Linked DNA regions of Mus musculus: region 1 is linked to region 2. The links are chromatin loops, found by intact Hi-C in ENCODE. Cell type or tissue: heart. All regions are shown on one strand.

Evidence for each region. Hi-C counts contacts between places; a loop is a spot of excess contacts. Peaks named below come from ENCODE experiments on the same cell type or tissue, not always from the same donor. Only the 100,000 strongest peaks of a DNase experiment are listed, where the experiment ranks them.
Region 1: it touches region 2 in a loop (2.1-fold over the local background); 4 of 42 quality-filtered maps call a loop at or near these places.

Annotation. Positions count from the first base shown.
Region 1 is chr7:12,777,511-12,785,510 of GRCm38, reverse strand. Zscan18 (zinc finger and SCAN domain containing 18) reads left to right here and starts at 4,839. Exons shown (of 7, transcript NM_001017955.3): 1 at 4,839-4,939. In heart, no CTCF peak of the experiment used is centred here; a DNase peak (open chromatin) is centred at 4,790; H3K4me3 peaks cover 1,745 bases; H3K27ac peaks cover 1,307 bases.
Region 2 is chr7:12,418,954-12,426,953 of GRCm38, reverse strand. Zfp551 (zinc fingr protein 551) reads left to right here and starts at 4,463. Exons shown (of 4, transcript NM_001033820.3): 1 at 4,463-4,564; 2 at 5,108-5,146. The coding sequence starts at 4,466. In heart, no CTCF peak of the experiment used is centred here; a DNase peak (open chromatin) is centred at 4,453; H3K4me3 peaks cover 1,370 bases; H3K27ac peaks cover 1,048 bases.

The DNA of each region.
Region 1 (8,000 bases), 360 kb before region 2:
TATAATGGGACCAAAATACAAATTACCAGCATCAGGAATGAAAGCGGTACCAGTAGAGATCAAGCAGACATTGAGCATAAGGTCTAGTCTTAATCTGCAGGCTGCTTTAATAAAACGGCTGTAATCTGAGTAATTTATAAACAATATAAGTTACAATTCTGGAGGCTTGGAAGTCCAAGAAGAAGGCATCGGTAGGTTCAGCCATAATACTTTGACAGCCTGTTCCTTAAAATCAATGCCTTCTTGCTGTGTCCTCATACCAGTGTGGAAGGAGCCAGTAAGCTCCCTCAATCTGTTTTTATAAAGGTATTAACCCCACCCATAGAGTAAACCCCTCTCAATGCACTGTGAAGCCACAACTACCTGGGCACTAATACAAAGTTAGTACAAGAGAACTGCAAACTAATATGCCTTATGATTATACACACATCAAGCACTCTCTCTCTCTCTCTCCCTCTCCCTCTCCCTCTCCCTCTCCCTCTCTCTCTCTCTCTCTCTCTCTCTCTCTCTCTCTGAAGTTAGACAAACTTATTCTAAAGCTTGTGTGGTAAAGAATAAGCACAATGGAACAGAATGGAGGCAGGAATAGACCCACAAAGTTACTTCTGACCTTCTTAAAAATATCACTAAATAGAAGCTTGCAGCAGATGAGAACAATGTAGACTACAGAGGAGTTCATCCTAACAGTGCAAGACTGGCTCAGGATTAAAAAGCTATCACAATCCATCCATTCACAGATTTTATTGTTTCACACAGAAAGCATTTAACAAAGCTCTCTATGAAATCAGGAGTAAAGGGGAACTCTCTTTACTTAGAAAGGACATATATAGTTAGCACAATTGATGTTGAAGATTTGTTTCTGTCTACTGTCTGACAGTGCAAGGATGTCTCCTGTTCCCTCCATTACTGAGTGTCACACTAGAAACTCCAAATCACCTAACTAGGCAGAAATTATAGTGCAGCTCTCTTTAAATGTTCAGAAAGGTGGTTTGGTTTTGTTGTTTGCTTGGCTGGTTGGTGTGAGGGTGTCTGGAGCAGTTTCAATTTGTGACCCTTGCTCGCTCTGAACTCAAAATGCAGCTCCAGTTCCCAAGTCCTGGGGTAATAGGCATGTGTTATGTCTGGTCCCATCAACTTTTTTTTTTTTCTTTTCTCTTGTGCATGTAGACAAATTTATTCTAAAGCTTTTGTGATAAAGCATAAGGTTTCACTAAAACTGTTGTGTTTTATAAAAATAGAGAAGGAATATGTTTGGTGGAGGTGCAGTAAGGTGTGGGTGAAAGGGGTGTCTCTGTGAGCGTCTCTTCCCCCTGAGGGTATAGTATAGAATAGAATTTATTCAGGGCATGGGGAGGGGAGTTGAGAGAGGCAGGGAGGGGGAAGGAGTGCGGGGAGGGAGGGGAGGGAAGGGGAGAAAAGAAGGAGGGAGGGGGAGGGGAAATGAGGACAAAGGGGGAACTGGATAAAGGAGCAAGGGCAGGTGAGCAAGAACAAGAAAGAGAGGGGGGGAGGGGAAGGGAGAAATGGAGGAGGGGGCAAGCAACCCCTTTTATAGTGAGTCAGGCACACCTGGCTGTTGCCAGGTAACTGTGGGGCGGAGCCTATAGTAATTGTCATCAAAAACTATTTTGAAAAAAAAAAAAGTGAGAGAATTAATGCTCCCCAGGGTTCTTATTCTGTAGCTGTAATGATCAGAAAAGTTTGGTAATGGAACAGAACAGAGGCAGGAATAGACCCACAGAGATACTTCCAACAGAGTTTTTCTCTTAAAAATGCAAAAAACCTATTCAATAGAGATAGGTTAACCTTCTCAACAAATGGTGCTAGAGCAGTTTCCATCTGTAGTATAAAACACATTTAGTTTTGTTCCTGGTTGTTGGCACAGCACTAACTCTTGCAGTTTCTTGGTAAGAGTGTCATTTATTCATCAGGAACCCCTTTCAACCACACTTTATATTGACAAATGACTCAGGATTGGGTCCCTAGATTGCATCAGTAAAGGCTTTGTCACCAGAGAATTAACAGATGAAAACTCAAAGCACCTTCAGCTTAAACAAAACAAAACAAAACAAACCCAAAAACCTTGTTGGGTTGGCAAGTGTGTTTGTGCTGATAGAGTGGTCGGTCCCTCATCTTCAATTCTCCTGCTCTTAACCACCATCTTACTTACCTACCCTCCCCCTCAAACCTTACCCACGATACACTTTAATTGGTCTGTTTCTGATTTTTTAAAAATCCTTCATAGTAAACTGGTAAACAGAAGCAAAGTGTGTTCCTATGTTCTGTGAATTGTTCTAGCAAATTGTGTGATGGAAGTGGCGGGCATAATCAGCCTGACACTGTGTGGTTGTCCTGCAGTTGGTGTTTAAAATGAGACCAAGTCCTTGGCCTGTTCAGTGGTACTTCTGAGTCGTGTTAGAACTGGATTGGATTGTGGATACGTAGTTAGCTTTGGAGAATTGTTTGGTGTTGGGAAGGTGAGCTGTCAGAAGAAAAGTTACCCCAAACCTGTGGTTGAGGGATGGGGATGGACTTCAACATAAACTTTCTAATATACAAAATTAACTAAAAAATTTATGATGGGCTTAAATATAACAGGTAAAAACTATAAAACATTCAGAAAAAATATAGGAGAAAACATTCAGGGCTTAGGACTCAGCATGGGTTGTTAAACTTGACAACTAGGCACATGGATATAGCTCATGAATTGCACATCTAATTTAAAATCCTTTGGTTAAAGGTTATGGTAGGGACATATAAAGCAATATACTGGGAGAAAGGATTTGCAGACTCTATCTGGGTAAAAATAAAGATCTTTTGGAACACAATGTTCATTTAAAAACTAGAAAGTAGGCTAGGTGGTAGTGTCACATGCCTTTAATCTCAGCAATTAGAAAGCAGAGTGTACTGGCTAGTTTTGTGTCAACTTGACACAGCTGGAGTTACCACAGAGAAAGGAGCTTCAGTTGAGGAAATGCCTCCATGAGATCCAGCTGTAAGGCATTTTCTCAATTAGTGATCAAGTGGGAAAGGCCCCTTGTGGGTGGGACCATCTCTGGGCTGGTAGTCTTGGTTGGATAAGAGAGCAGGCTGAGCAAGCCAGTAAGTAACATCCCTCCATAGCCTCTGCATCAGCTCCTGCTCCCTGACCTGTTTGAGTTCCAGTCCTGACTTCCTTTGGTGATGAACAGCAGCATGGAAGTGTAAGCCGAATAAACTCTTTCCTCCCCAACTTGCTTCTTGGTCATGCTGTTTGTGCAGGAATAGAAACCCTGACTAAGACACAGAGGTAGGCAGATCTCTGTGAGTCTGAGGCCAGCCTGGTCTACAGAGTGAGTTTCAGGACAGCGAGGGCTACACAGAGAAACCCTGGCTCAAACAAACAAACAAACAAACAAACAACAACAAAAAATTGAAAATGGGTGAAACAAATCAATAGATCCTTAAGAGGATACATAGATGGCAAATAACCATGAAAATACGTTCAACATTATTGGCCATTAGGGAAATGGAACTAAACTACAATATGATAAGTATACTCAGGACAGCCAAAAGACTGATAACCACCCAAACTGGCAAGACTGTGGAAAAATGGACTCATACATACACTGGTGGTTAAGTGTAAAACGGCACAGCTCTAGAAAAGGGCATGGCAGTTTTCCATTGGTTTAGTTTTTCACATTAAGCTCATGCTTACTATATGACATAGCAACTGTGTCGTGAGTAATGTTCACACAAAAACGTGAACATGAATTTTCATAGCATTTATTAAATATCAAAAAATTGGAAGCAAGCCTACAGCCTAACTGGTGAATGTTTAAACTTGTATATTACTAAACTTTAAGCAGTAACAAGGAACAAACTCACACATACTAATGGATTCCAAAGGAATTACATACAGCGAAAGACATCTCAAAAGGCACTGTACTATAAGATTATATTTATATGAAATCCATAGGAACGAATCTGCACTGGGGGCCCACACAACAGAGGTCAGAGGTGGTGGTGATGTGATTGTTAAAAAGGAGTAGTGAAACCATCTTGATCGTGGTATTAGTTAAAATTATCAGAACAGAATAAAGTGTTTTTTGTGTGTGTAAATAAGGAATAAAAACGTTTTCGGTGGTAAGCAGTTCAGCTACACATTTTAAAAACCATGTCAGACGAACAAACTGGCTTTCAGAAGCTCTGCTGTGGAAAGCAGCTTCCTTCCCATCTCTGCAGGAGCAGCCTCCTCTTCTTCCTTTTTGTCTTGTTGCTCAATCAAATCTACCAAAAATCTGGTGAGGTGTTTGAATTCAGTTTACTCTCTGAAACCTTAACTGTTTTCAGCCAGTCTGTTCAGTGCCTTCCTCCCAGTCTCTCCCTCTCTGAAGCCTTGCCTCAGGGTTGTGGGGTTTTTAGCTCTGTCTGCCCACAGTAGGTCTGCGCACTTGTTTCTTGACTGTTCATGGTCTTGAGTCTTCATTTGTGCAGGATCCCCATTTTAAGTCTCCATCTCCTCAGTTTCTCTGTCTCATCTCTGGACTTGTAGACTAGATCTTTACTGTCTTTGGGTCTCAAGGTGCCTGAGAGTTTTTGTTTCTTAAGCCTGTGTATTTCAGTCTTTGTCTCCGCCTCTCAGGTTCTGGTGGTCCTAGGTTCCTTTTTGGGGGTGGGTGGGGGTGGGGGGGGTGGGAATGTACGATTGTTTACTCCGTTGCCATGGCATCGGAAGTGACGCGGGCGCACGTGGAGGCGAAGCGGAGACAGCCTTTTCTGATTGACTGGCGGTGCGGTCACAGCAGCTTCGCCCCGCCCAGGTCTGGCGAACGGCCCCGCGGCACGCTGGGGGTCGCAGTTTACGGCGCTGCAGGCCGCGCACGCGTATTGCAGCGGGCCGCCATCGGCGCTCGGTGTTCGAGACTGCGCAAGTGAGAGGGGCATCGCTGCGCAGCAGGTGGGTCGGGCCGCCTGGCAGCCTTCTACGCGGGGCCGTAGGTGTTTGGCTGGTGTACAGGGTCGGGCGGAGGGATGGACCTGCCTAGTGTGGGTTGAGCCAGGAGCAGAGACCCTGGGGAGGGGGGGTGTCCCACCGTGGCAGTGTCGCCGCAGGTGCTATGCCGCGGAGGGGAGCTAAAAGCTCTTGCGTGGGGATGTGGCCTTGGGATGTGGCCTTGGCTGCGTTTGAATTTGAGGCTGAGAGAGCAGGACTGAGCAGGCTTTTGGGTGGGGGTGTGGCCCAAGAGCGCTGTAGGCGACTGTAGCAATGCCAGCGTGTAGAGCGGGCACCGTGTGAGTGAGGCGTGGGATGAGGCAGGATTGGGGGTGTGGCTCTAACGTGTGGAGTGGGAAGTACCACGTGTTCCCGGGATTGTGGCTCGGTAACGCAGTACGTTAGTATTGTGTCGGAAAGAGGTATCTGGAGGACAGGTGGGATGTGCGAGGGTCTTGGGTTGTGGTTTCCAGGTGTGCAACGGACAGGGGGCGAGGTTAAGAGATCCTGACTGGGTGAAGGCCCAGTGCTACTGCTTCTTAGATGCAGTTTGGGGTAGAGTCCACCGGACCCTTCAGGGTGGGAGAATGCTGCTGAGGAAGAGAGGAGGGCATTAGGTGAAGGTGGGTGCAGGGTTTGGTAGGGATGGGAAGTCCACAGAGGGGAAAGATGAGCGTATAAAGGCCAAGGAGGGTTTGGGGACCCCTGTCTTTGTGTCCTGGAGAGGCAGGGTTGAGGGTATCCGTAGATCCATGGGGGTGGGAGAGTAGGAAAGTGGGGGAGGTTTCTAGGAGAGATTCCACTGGACTGAGGGGTAACACGGGGCTTTAGAATGCAGGGGTCCATTCTGTTATGGGGGTAGAGAACACTTTTGGGCTTCTGTGTAGGGACCCCTTTCACGGAAGAGGCGTGAAAATGGTGTTTTAGGTGCTGTCCTGACCGAGAGGGCTTGGAGAGGAGCAAAGGACATTAGTTTTCCCAGTACTACTCTATGAGGGGCAGGTAAGAGGTGTTGTGGACCACTGCGGGCTGGCTTTCCAAGGTCGTAGAAGTCCTTCCTACTGTTTGTGCAGAGTTGGTTAGTGTTGTCCCATTTCCTTGCCTTTTCTTTTTTCCTCCTCCACTGCTTCCATGCTCAGCCCTCCCCTCCCTTATGTTGCTTTGTATCTCAGCCAGCCTCTCAGAGTCCACAGTGAATGTTACAAGATCTTCCTTCCACATTCTGGCAGTATCCTGTGGAGGTTTTCTCTCCTGCTCTGGAGCCAGAATAAGGCCCAATATCGAAGTGAGCCTTTGTTTATCTTGATGTTTGGGTCTGTGAATTTGAGTTTGTCTGTTTGTTTGTTTGTTTTTGGCAACCCTGGTCAGTTTGTTTAGGACATCTGTTCGACTTCGACTCTGTGTCGCGTCATATGAGAATATAGGGCATATTCTTGGCAGAGATTACAGAAAGCAACTCTTTTAATAATGATCCATTGTGTGTGCTTTTGCATTCTTTTAAAGGTCATTTGTATTTTTTTGTAATTTATGTTAATATCTGTGAGTACAGGGGAGACTGAGTGATTAATTTCTGACGTCCCAGTGAGATTAGTGTTCATCATCATCAGATCCTAGTGGTTAGAAAAGGTTTACAGGGCCTGAGAAGGTGGACTTGTTTTCTGCTAAGGCAAGAGCTGCAATGAGGATTTTTTTTTGGATTCTCCTAGCTCAGCTGTCCACCCATCCACTTCTCTCAGTTTCAGTATTCAGGCCTAGAATGTAGCCCTTAATACTTGCTTGACCCATACTTCTTTGTCTCCTGAAATCTGCAGGCTGGAGTCCAGGAAAACCCATCCAAGGGAAGTTTTGGGCAGCCATGAAATGGTGGGGTCATTCTGCATCGTGGTGTGCCACAATCTCTGTCTTATTTGTACTGGGAGTGTGACTTCATTCAGGCTATTTGGTCTCCCTAGGTCTTCTTTCTGCCTAGTAAGTCCCTGTAGCAGTGTAACCAGGTCTAGGGCCAGGTAGAACAAGTAAAGCATGCTTAGGAGTAGAGCTCATTTGAGATTCTCAAGGTGGTCTTATTCCCCTGGTCCTGACACCCAGAGGTTTATTTTGAAGGGGGGGGGGTCTGGCTGTTCAGGTTGCCTCCTCTTGCCATAGGAGTTTTCTTTTTAGGTAAAGGAAATGGGGGCACATGGTTCTTTCCTATTCCTAGGGGCTGACAGGGTCCTCCACTGATTAGGCTATTGGCTTATGTGTGCTTCTACTTAGTCCTTGGGCCCCATACCTCTTCTGTGTTCAGAGCAGAGCAGGGCAGGTAGAGGAGGAGATGGATCCCAAACAGTTGACTGAGGGCTGCTGTGCCACCTGAAAAGAAGCAGAGGTGATGGTGATGTGATGACCCCAGTGGTGAAGTGGATGTGGGGAGGAGCAGTTAGGGACTCTAGGCAGGGAGAACTTCATGAGGAATTTGGAGCAAGAAGGATGGAGCAGCTATGTCAGTTTGTAGGTAGAACCTGAGCCCAGCACGCACTGTGAATGTTCTCCCGACCTACACCTTGGGTTTATTCTTTGTACATGTAGAGGCTTGTGAGACTGCGAAGATGACATGAGCCCCCAAGAAGGCCTGGTTTGATAAACCTGTGTGTGTGGACATCTTAGCAAGTTTACAGTTAACTTTGTGCCCACATAACTATTCATTTGTTACATAGAGTTCTGTATCCAGAGTTCTGGTGGCTGTGTTGTCTCACTGAGGGTGACATTACACTGCATATCAAAAGATGCTCCAGGAGAATCAGAGGTAGAATGTGGGTAAAGAAAAGAGCCTAGAGTGGAGGCTGGCGGAAAGGCAGTAGCATAGAAACATGTTAGGACTCTGGCTGCCTTGCTATAGGACAAAGGTGAGTAGTCTCCATCAAGACAACCTCAAGGGCTTAAAATGTTATCTGAGGCTTTATATTGCCTTTGTTCTAGGAGCATGAATGAGGGAATGCATTTTTAAACTTGAGGTAGTGAAGGAAACCCAAAGTAAGACAGATCT
Region 2 (8,000 bases):
CACAAACCAAATCCAAGAACACATTAAAACCATTATCTGTCATGATCAAGTAGGCTTCATCCCAGGGATGCAGGGATGGTTTAATATACGGAAATCCGTAATCCACAATATAAACAAACTCAAAGACAAAAACCACATGATCACCTCTTTAGATGCTGAGAAGTGAGCCCACACCCCTATGGTCACTTGATCTTTAACAAGGGAGCTAAAACTCGATAGTGGAAAGAATACATCATTTTCAGAAAATGGTTTTGGCATGTAGAAGAAGGCAGATCAAACTGTTCTTATCTCCTTGTTCAAAGCTCAAGTCTAAGTGGATCAGGAACTCCACATAAAACCAGAGACAATGAAACTTATAGAGGAGAAAGTGGGGGAAAGCCTTGAAGATATGGGCACAGGGACAAAACTCCTGAACAGAACACCAATGGCTTGTGCTGGAAGATTAAGAATCAAGAAATGGGACCTTGTAAAATTGCAAAGATCCTGTAAGGCACAGGACACTGTCAATAAGACAAAAATATCACAGATTGGGAAAAGATCTTTACTAACCCTAAATCTGATAAAGGGCTAATTTCCAATATATATACAAAGAAATCAAGAAGTTAGATGCCAGAGAACCTAATAACTCTATTAAAAAATGGGGTACAGAGCTAAGCAAAGAATTCTCAACTGAAGAATACCGAATGGCTGAGAATCTGGTACAACCACTCTGGAAATCAGTCTGGCATTTCCTCAGAAAATTGGACATAGTACTACTGGAAGATGCAGCAATACCTCTCCTGAGCACATACCCATATGATGTTCCAACATGTAATAAGAACCCATGCTCCACTATGTTCATAGCAACCTTATTTGTAATAGCCAGAAACTGGAAAGAGCCCAGATGTCCCTCAACAGAGGAATGGATTCAGAAAATGTGGTACATTTACACAGTGGAGTACTACTTAGCAATTTAAAACAATGAATTTATGAAATTCTTAGACAAATAGATGGATCTGGAGGATATCATCCTGACTAAGGTAACTCAATTACAAAAGAACACACATGATATGCACTCACTGATAAGTGGATATTAGCCCAGAAACTTAGAATACCTACAATTTGCAAACATGAAACTCAAGAAGAATGAAGACCAAAGTGTTGATACTTCGATCCTTCTTAGAATGGGGATCAAAATATCCATGGAAGGAGTTACAGACACAAAGTTCAGAGCTGAGACAGAAAGAATGACCATCCAGAGACTTCCCCACCCAGGGATCCATCCTATAAACAATCCTCAAACCCAGATAATATTGGATATGCCATTAAGATTTGGCTGACAGAACCCTGATATAGCTATCTCTTTTGAGGCTATGCCAGTGCCTGGCAAATACAGAAGTGGATGCTCACAGTCATCTATTGGATGGAACAGAGGGCCCCTAATGAAGGAGCTAGAGAAAGTACCCAAGGAGCTAAAGGGGTCTGCAACCCTATAGGAAGAACAACAATATGAACTAACCAGTACCCCTCAGACCTGTGTCTCTAGTTGCATTTGTAGTAAAGGATGGCCTAGTGGGCCATCAATGGGAGGAGAGGCCCTTTGTCTTGTGAAGATCATATGCCCTAGTACAGAGGAACGCCAGGGCCAGGAAGCAGGAGTGGGTGGAGCAGTGCAGGGGGAGGATATAGAGGGCTTCTGGGATAGCATTTTAAATGTAAGTGAAGAAAATATCTAATAAGAAATGCAGAAAATAAAAAAATCTGAACAAATAATATATTTTTGGAGCATGTATGCATTCATTCTATATCTGCTCTTGACCATGGATGTGACATGTGTCTGTGCGTTTCTGTGTGTCTGTATGTCTATGTCTGTCTGTCTGTATCTTTGTGTGTTTGTGTGTGTGTATATGTATATGTATGTGTGTGTGTGTGTGTGTGTGTGTGTGTGTGTGTGTGTGTGTGTGTGTGTGTGTTTCAGGTTAACACCTTGGGTGTCCCTCAGTGTTGAATCATATTCTGGAAAGGATGATACGATCTCAGATCTCAGTTGAGGGGACTGGAAATGTGAGTGAAACTTAGCAAAAGGCCTTTGTCAGTGGTGGAAGAGGTGGAATGTCTGTTTTGTTATCTCTGAGTCCATCCTTCAGATGACTGTTGAGACATAGTTCTTTAAATGAACACAGCTGTCTGTGTAAACAAATAGGCTTTAGGTCTTATAGATACTTCTGTTGGACTCAAGATGTCCTGGAAGTTTGGGTTCTAAAATGTTGAACCAAACTCTCAGAGGACTAAAGTCTCAGGTGTCTTAAAAGTTTTCTTCCTAAGCTTTGTGAGAGGGTGTTTGCCTGCATGTATGTATGTGTACCATGTATTTTCAGGTGCCTGTGAAGACCAGAAATTGTTAAGTTCCCTGGAACATCAGCTAAAGATCGGGTGCTGAAAAATGAATCCTGCCCTCTACAAGAACAACAAATGCCCTTAACCACTGGGTTATCTTTTCAGACCCAAAGACAAATATTTTAAATAATTATTACATTGTATCTTTTGAAAACCAGGAATTAAATTGTATATGTATGGACTAATGAGTCATTTCATCAGGGATATAAACTAGGCCACATCTGGTGATGAATTCCATTTTTTAAAACTTAATCTAACGGGTATGGGTATTTTGCCTATATGTGTATCCGTGGATTGTTTGTAGGACTGGTTCCTGCAGAGGTCAGAAGAGGGGATCAGATCCTCTGGACGTGAAGTTACAGAAAGTTGTGAGCCACCATATAGCTACTTGGAATTGAACCTGGTTATTCTGCACGAGCAGCCAGTACTCTTAACTGATGACCCATCTATCTAGCTTAAATTCCAGATGTTGGGCCTCAAACCTGGAACAAAGAGCTAACTGAGGTACCTATTTAACATAATCAAAGTGGAGTTGGCTACCCGGTTCTCCTTTAGTCCCTACCTGTTGCAGGGTATGACTTTCCAGTTCAGGAAGTGGGCTGCCCTCCCTCCAGCTGCCCTTCACTATATAATCCAGCCATTTTGGTTACTTGATCTGTTTTTCTACTCTTGTCTCTCCTATCTCTCCTCTCCCCTACCCTCTCTCCTAGCACTGCCTATCTCAGGGTCATGTTCACTCTGGACTCTGTCTGGCAATGCTCTCCTCATGTGTACAACAAACCTCCTCCACCATATCTAGGAGCAAGGCATTTTTAAATTTTTAAAAAATTTCATTCAGCAGTTTCTTGACAAATATATATTTGGGGCAACTGGAAGACATAGTGAATTTATAAATTCTTAAGGCAACTGCTTCTTTGGAAGTTGAACAAGACATACTAAATGAAAAATATAAAATTGGATCTGCGCATTAGGCACAATCACTAGAAAATAGGTAGGAAAGCAGCTGTCTGTGGGAACAAGAGGCAAAGATGTCCCTTTAGCTTCTGATCTACGGTAGTCAAAACATTGTTCCTTATCTTCCATACAATGTACCCAATTAACATTGTTTTTGTCTTGTCATTAACTGAGTATACAGGGAGTTAAAAATTTAGTTATCAATGATTTTGAATGAAAGCGTTTGAACAGCAATAAAAATGCATATTATAGCCAAGCCAACAGTTTTTGCACACATATGTGTATGTGTACAAGTACGGGTACAGGCATGGGTATAGGTATGTATGTATGATGTACACACACACACACACACACACACACACACACAGAGAGAGAGAGAGAGAGAGAGAGAGAGAGAGAGAGAGAGCATTTGTGTGTGAGCACTGGTGAGGGGTTCTTAAAGGCACATGGGTGACACGAATATCTGAAATACCATAAAGTCTCATCCATCATGGATGGGATGACCTCTTGAGAACTGCATCATGGAGTCCCTGAGTGTATACATAAATATACAGATACACAAGCACACATATAGTGCCTAAACTACTATACGGAATATGTTCATTTGAATTTGTTTCTTTATAGCCTCTTGATGCACAAAGAACTTCATGGTGTCTGAAATAAGACATCATCACAGTGGCTATCAGCCATACAACAGATCCCAGGAATACTGAAACAGTTTTATTTAAGTATCTTTCCTCGCCAGAAAGCTGTAGTCACAAACTCATATAAGCATGCCTGTTTTCTTTTAAACTAAGTTCATAGGGGTCAGGCTTGGGGGCAGGGTACCTGCCTGGGGAGCGACGGAAACTACATTTCCCGGGATGCAATACGCGAGACGATGGGGGTGGAGTTGAGCCCGTGGAAATTCGGCATTTATTTGTATTATTATTTTTTGGGGTGTGTGTTTGTGGACTAGTGCGCGGTTCGTGTCTGGAGCTAGATTTCCAGCGTGGTCTTTTTGGTGGTCGTTTAGGCGTTTCTGAGGTTTGTTTACCTAACTGGAAGCTCGGCGAGGTGGGCAGTTCTTATGGCAGAGCGCAAAGAGCTGCTCTGTGTTACAGAGGCCCTGCTGAGGCCCAGCGACTCCGCCCACATGCCCCGAGCCAGGCCTAGGGAAGAGACCTCGGCGACCTGGTCCTTGCTTCCTCTACAGAATCCAATGGCTGTGGCCATGCACAGGAACATAGCCCAGGTAAGTGCTGCGTCTTGCGCTGTCACCCGAGCGCTAGAGCCCCGGAAGAGGCCCCATCATGACCCTGAAGTTCCTAGTTGGTGCTCCTGGCAGCAGAACAGCTGTGTGCAGGGGTTTGTGAGTGTTGCAGAGGGATGCCTCCTGAAAGGGCTGCTAGGCAGGGAAGATTTTGAGTCCTAGTAGCCAAGTGTTTGTAGAAGCAGTTGTGAGGTCGATTTGCACCTGAGGAATTTGAGTTTAATTCTTCAGACACCGGGAGCCAGTGAGAATTGTGAACAGAGATCCTATTCGGGAATAGGATTCTAAATTTTCCTGAAGTTACTCAGAGCAAGGACAAACAGGAGGAGATATGAGGGGCAGGAGAGAGTTGTGCCACCGGTGTGACAGCTCTCAGGTGAGATTCAGAATTGTGGACCACTGCATAGACAGATTTGTAGTAATCCCAGGCCTTCTGACCCCACGGTGATCAGGGTCACTGTGTGACTGAAGCCTGTGAAGACCGCCTATGGCTGCTAGATTCTAAGAGCCTCCTCCTTTTTTCAGGTTCCCCTGACTTCAGAACCAGTTATGGAGCTTGGCCTGGTAAGTGGATCCTGCCATTACCCTCATGCTACCAACAGGTTTTAGGTTAGTGGTGTCCTTGGTCTATTATCTCAGTGTGCCCTAGTAGCCTGGTGCCTTGCAGTCTTGAACAGGTTAGGTACATAACCCAGAGATGTGTAGGCTGTGAGTTGTATGAAATTCTTGGCAAGTGTGAACAGAAGTGTAGAAGGTTGCTTCTCCCACGGTGTGTGCCAGTATGTGCCTGTGCCTGAAGGGGAGACTGAATTACTTAGGCATGTGCAGAAAGATCTTTCTCCTTAGAATAAGGATCAGTGAGGTGAAGGTGTCAGACCCAGAATAATTCTCTGAAAAGCAGAATGTGTACTTTATATGTAGAAATGACAATGGGAAATTTGGGTGTGGAGAAGGCTGGCAAGCCAACTTATTCTCCTCAGGCTCCTTGTTGCCGGCTGCTGCACGGGAAACCGACTGTGGAAGAAGGGAAATGGTGTTGTGTAGACAGTAATTCTGTGGAGACATGAACAAGCATCTAGGAGTCCCAGATAGGGAAGAGAGGACAGACCAAAGTACAACTTGGTAAGCCAGTGAGCTTTACTGGGGTTACTTACAGGAGTATGAGTGAGGGAACATTAGATAGCCGTGTCAACAAAACCCACCCCAGCATGGATTGATGACTCTAGGAAACTGGAACCCTAGAGCACATGGTATAAACTTGGAGATAGTGTGACAGGTTTTAGTGTCTTTGCTAGGCATCACATCTGGTCTGATCACTTCGACTATCTCTGCTCTTTATACTGGGCTGAAAGGGGTCTAGTGCATCACAATGTAGCTCAAGCTAGCTTTGAACTTGTGACAGTCTCCTAAGTACTGGAATTATAGGCATGAGTTATAATACCCGGCTTCCACTGGTAATTGTTGGTGGGTGTCTTAGGGCTTTATCGCAGTGAAAAGACACCATGACTCTGGCAATTCTTAGAAAGGAAACATTTAATTGAGGTTGGCTTATAGTTTTAGAGGTTAGTCTGTTAACAGAAATATGTAATCTCAGTCAGTGGTTTTGCCCTCCCTTTGATCATTTGGTTCCTGGATAAATGATACACAACTTTTATTATTATAATAAGCCTTCATCAACACTAGAGCTGGGCAGATATCTACCCTCTATGCTATTAGAATCTATTTCTCCACCAATAACCCCAAGGCATAATTTGCCATGTTCCATCTGGGCAGCTCTTAACTCCAATTTGCTAGCCCTCATGGCTATATCATGATTTACCTAACCCATGGTGGCTTCCTCTTCTCTTCACCTTCTATCTGTTTGTGCTTTTGCTCAGACCTCAACCTTGAGAACCTCAAACCTGACCTGTGTCTCTTCTGCCCAGTTGGCTGTCAGTATCTTTATTTAATCAAGGACCAAGGTCATGCTGTACACATGTGTGGAATCTCTGTGGGCAACCAGGCTTTGGGGGTCAGTGTCTAGCATTACAATACATAGTAAATGACCAAACCTCAACATTAGTTCATTATTGTCCTGACAGGAAGCATGGCAGTGTGCATGTAGACATGGTGTTGGAGGAGCGAAGAGGTCTACATCTTGGTCTGCAGGCAGCAAAAGGAGACTGTGTCACTGGACATAGCTTGAGCAACTGAGACCTCAAAGCCCACCTCCATGATGATATACTTCCTCTAACAAGGTTACACCTCCTCCAACAAGGCCACACCTCCTAATAGTGCCACTCCCTCTAGGCCAAGTATTCAAATTCATGAGTCTACAGGGGCCAAATCTATTCAAAACACCACAGTGGGTGAGGTTGAACCAAAGAATAGCATCAGGTAGGATACCATCATTACAGGGTTGGGGCTGCTTTGTAGTGGGGTCTGTGAGAGGTTGGGGAATTCCTCAAGGACTCTGTGGATCCTATGTGTTGAGTAACCAATGGGTAGGCCAAGGGGCTGCTTCCAGTGTGTAGCTATGGTTGTATGTATAGAGAGGTGTGTGGAACAAAAAGGTGGAAGTGCAAATTGATGATCTCAAGGTCTTGACATAGTAATGAAAGTTGCAAATCCTTGTTTGGTTGTATATGGAATGAGGGATGGGCAGGACTACTGGGCAGTTCTATGGTAGTAAAGCATGCAGCTCTACATGCCAGGGCCAGAATTAGATGTTGCCTATCATCCTTCTATGTGTTAGTGATGGGCATGAGTAGTCAGTGAGATTGAGAACCTGGTGTAAGTAGTACTCAGGCCTATATCTCATCATGGGCAGATAAGATTAGATGGGAGATGTGCATTACATTGGAGTCTTCAGAAGGAAATGGATCATAAACTTCTTTTTTTCCTATGATTCAGGGCCATGTAATCCTGAGGGTGTAGCTGTGGGAATGAAATCATACAAGAAAAGTACGATTCAGAGAGCTGTGTTTGGGAGTAGGGAGATGGCTCAGTGGGCAAAGTGCTTGCTTTTCATGGATGAGGACCTGAGTTCAGATTTCCAGCATCCATATAAAGCATGGGCCCTGTGGACCATGTCTGTAACCTCAGCAGTGGGATTGAGGGTGGGGAGCAGAGACAGGAAGATCCCTGGACGTCACTGGCTAGCCAGTCTGGTTAAACTGCTGAGTTCCAGTTTTATTGAGAAGGCGTATCTCACCAAATATGACAGCAAACATTTGAACATGACATCCAACATTGACCTCTTAGATGCACAAATGTGCAGAGGTAGCGTGAACTAATTTCCCCAGAAGTAGTAAAGAGTCTTAGGATAAAGAGGTGAGCCCATGTTCCTTGGGTCTGGAAGATTTTTAGGGTCTTCAGGGCTATTGTCTGATAAGACAAAATTTAAGTTAGCCTATCTTCTCTCTAACCATTTTTCTCC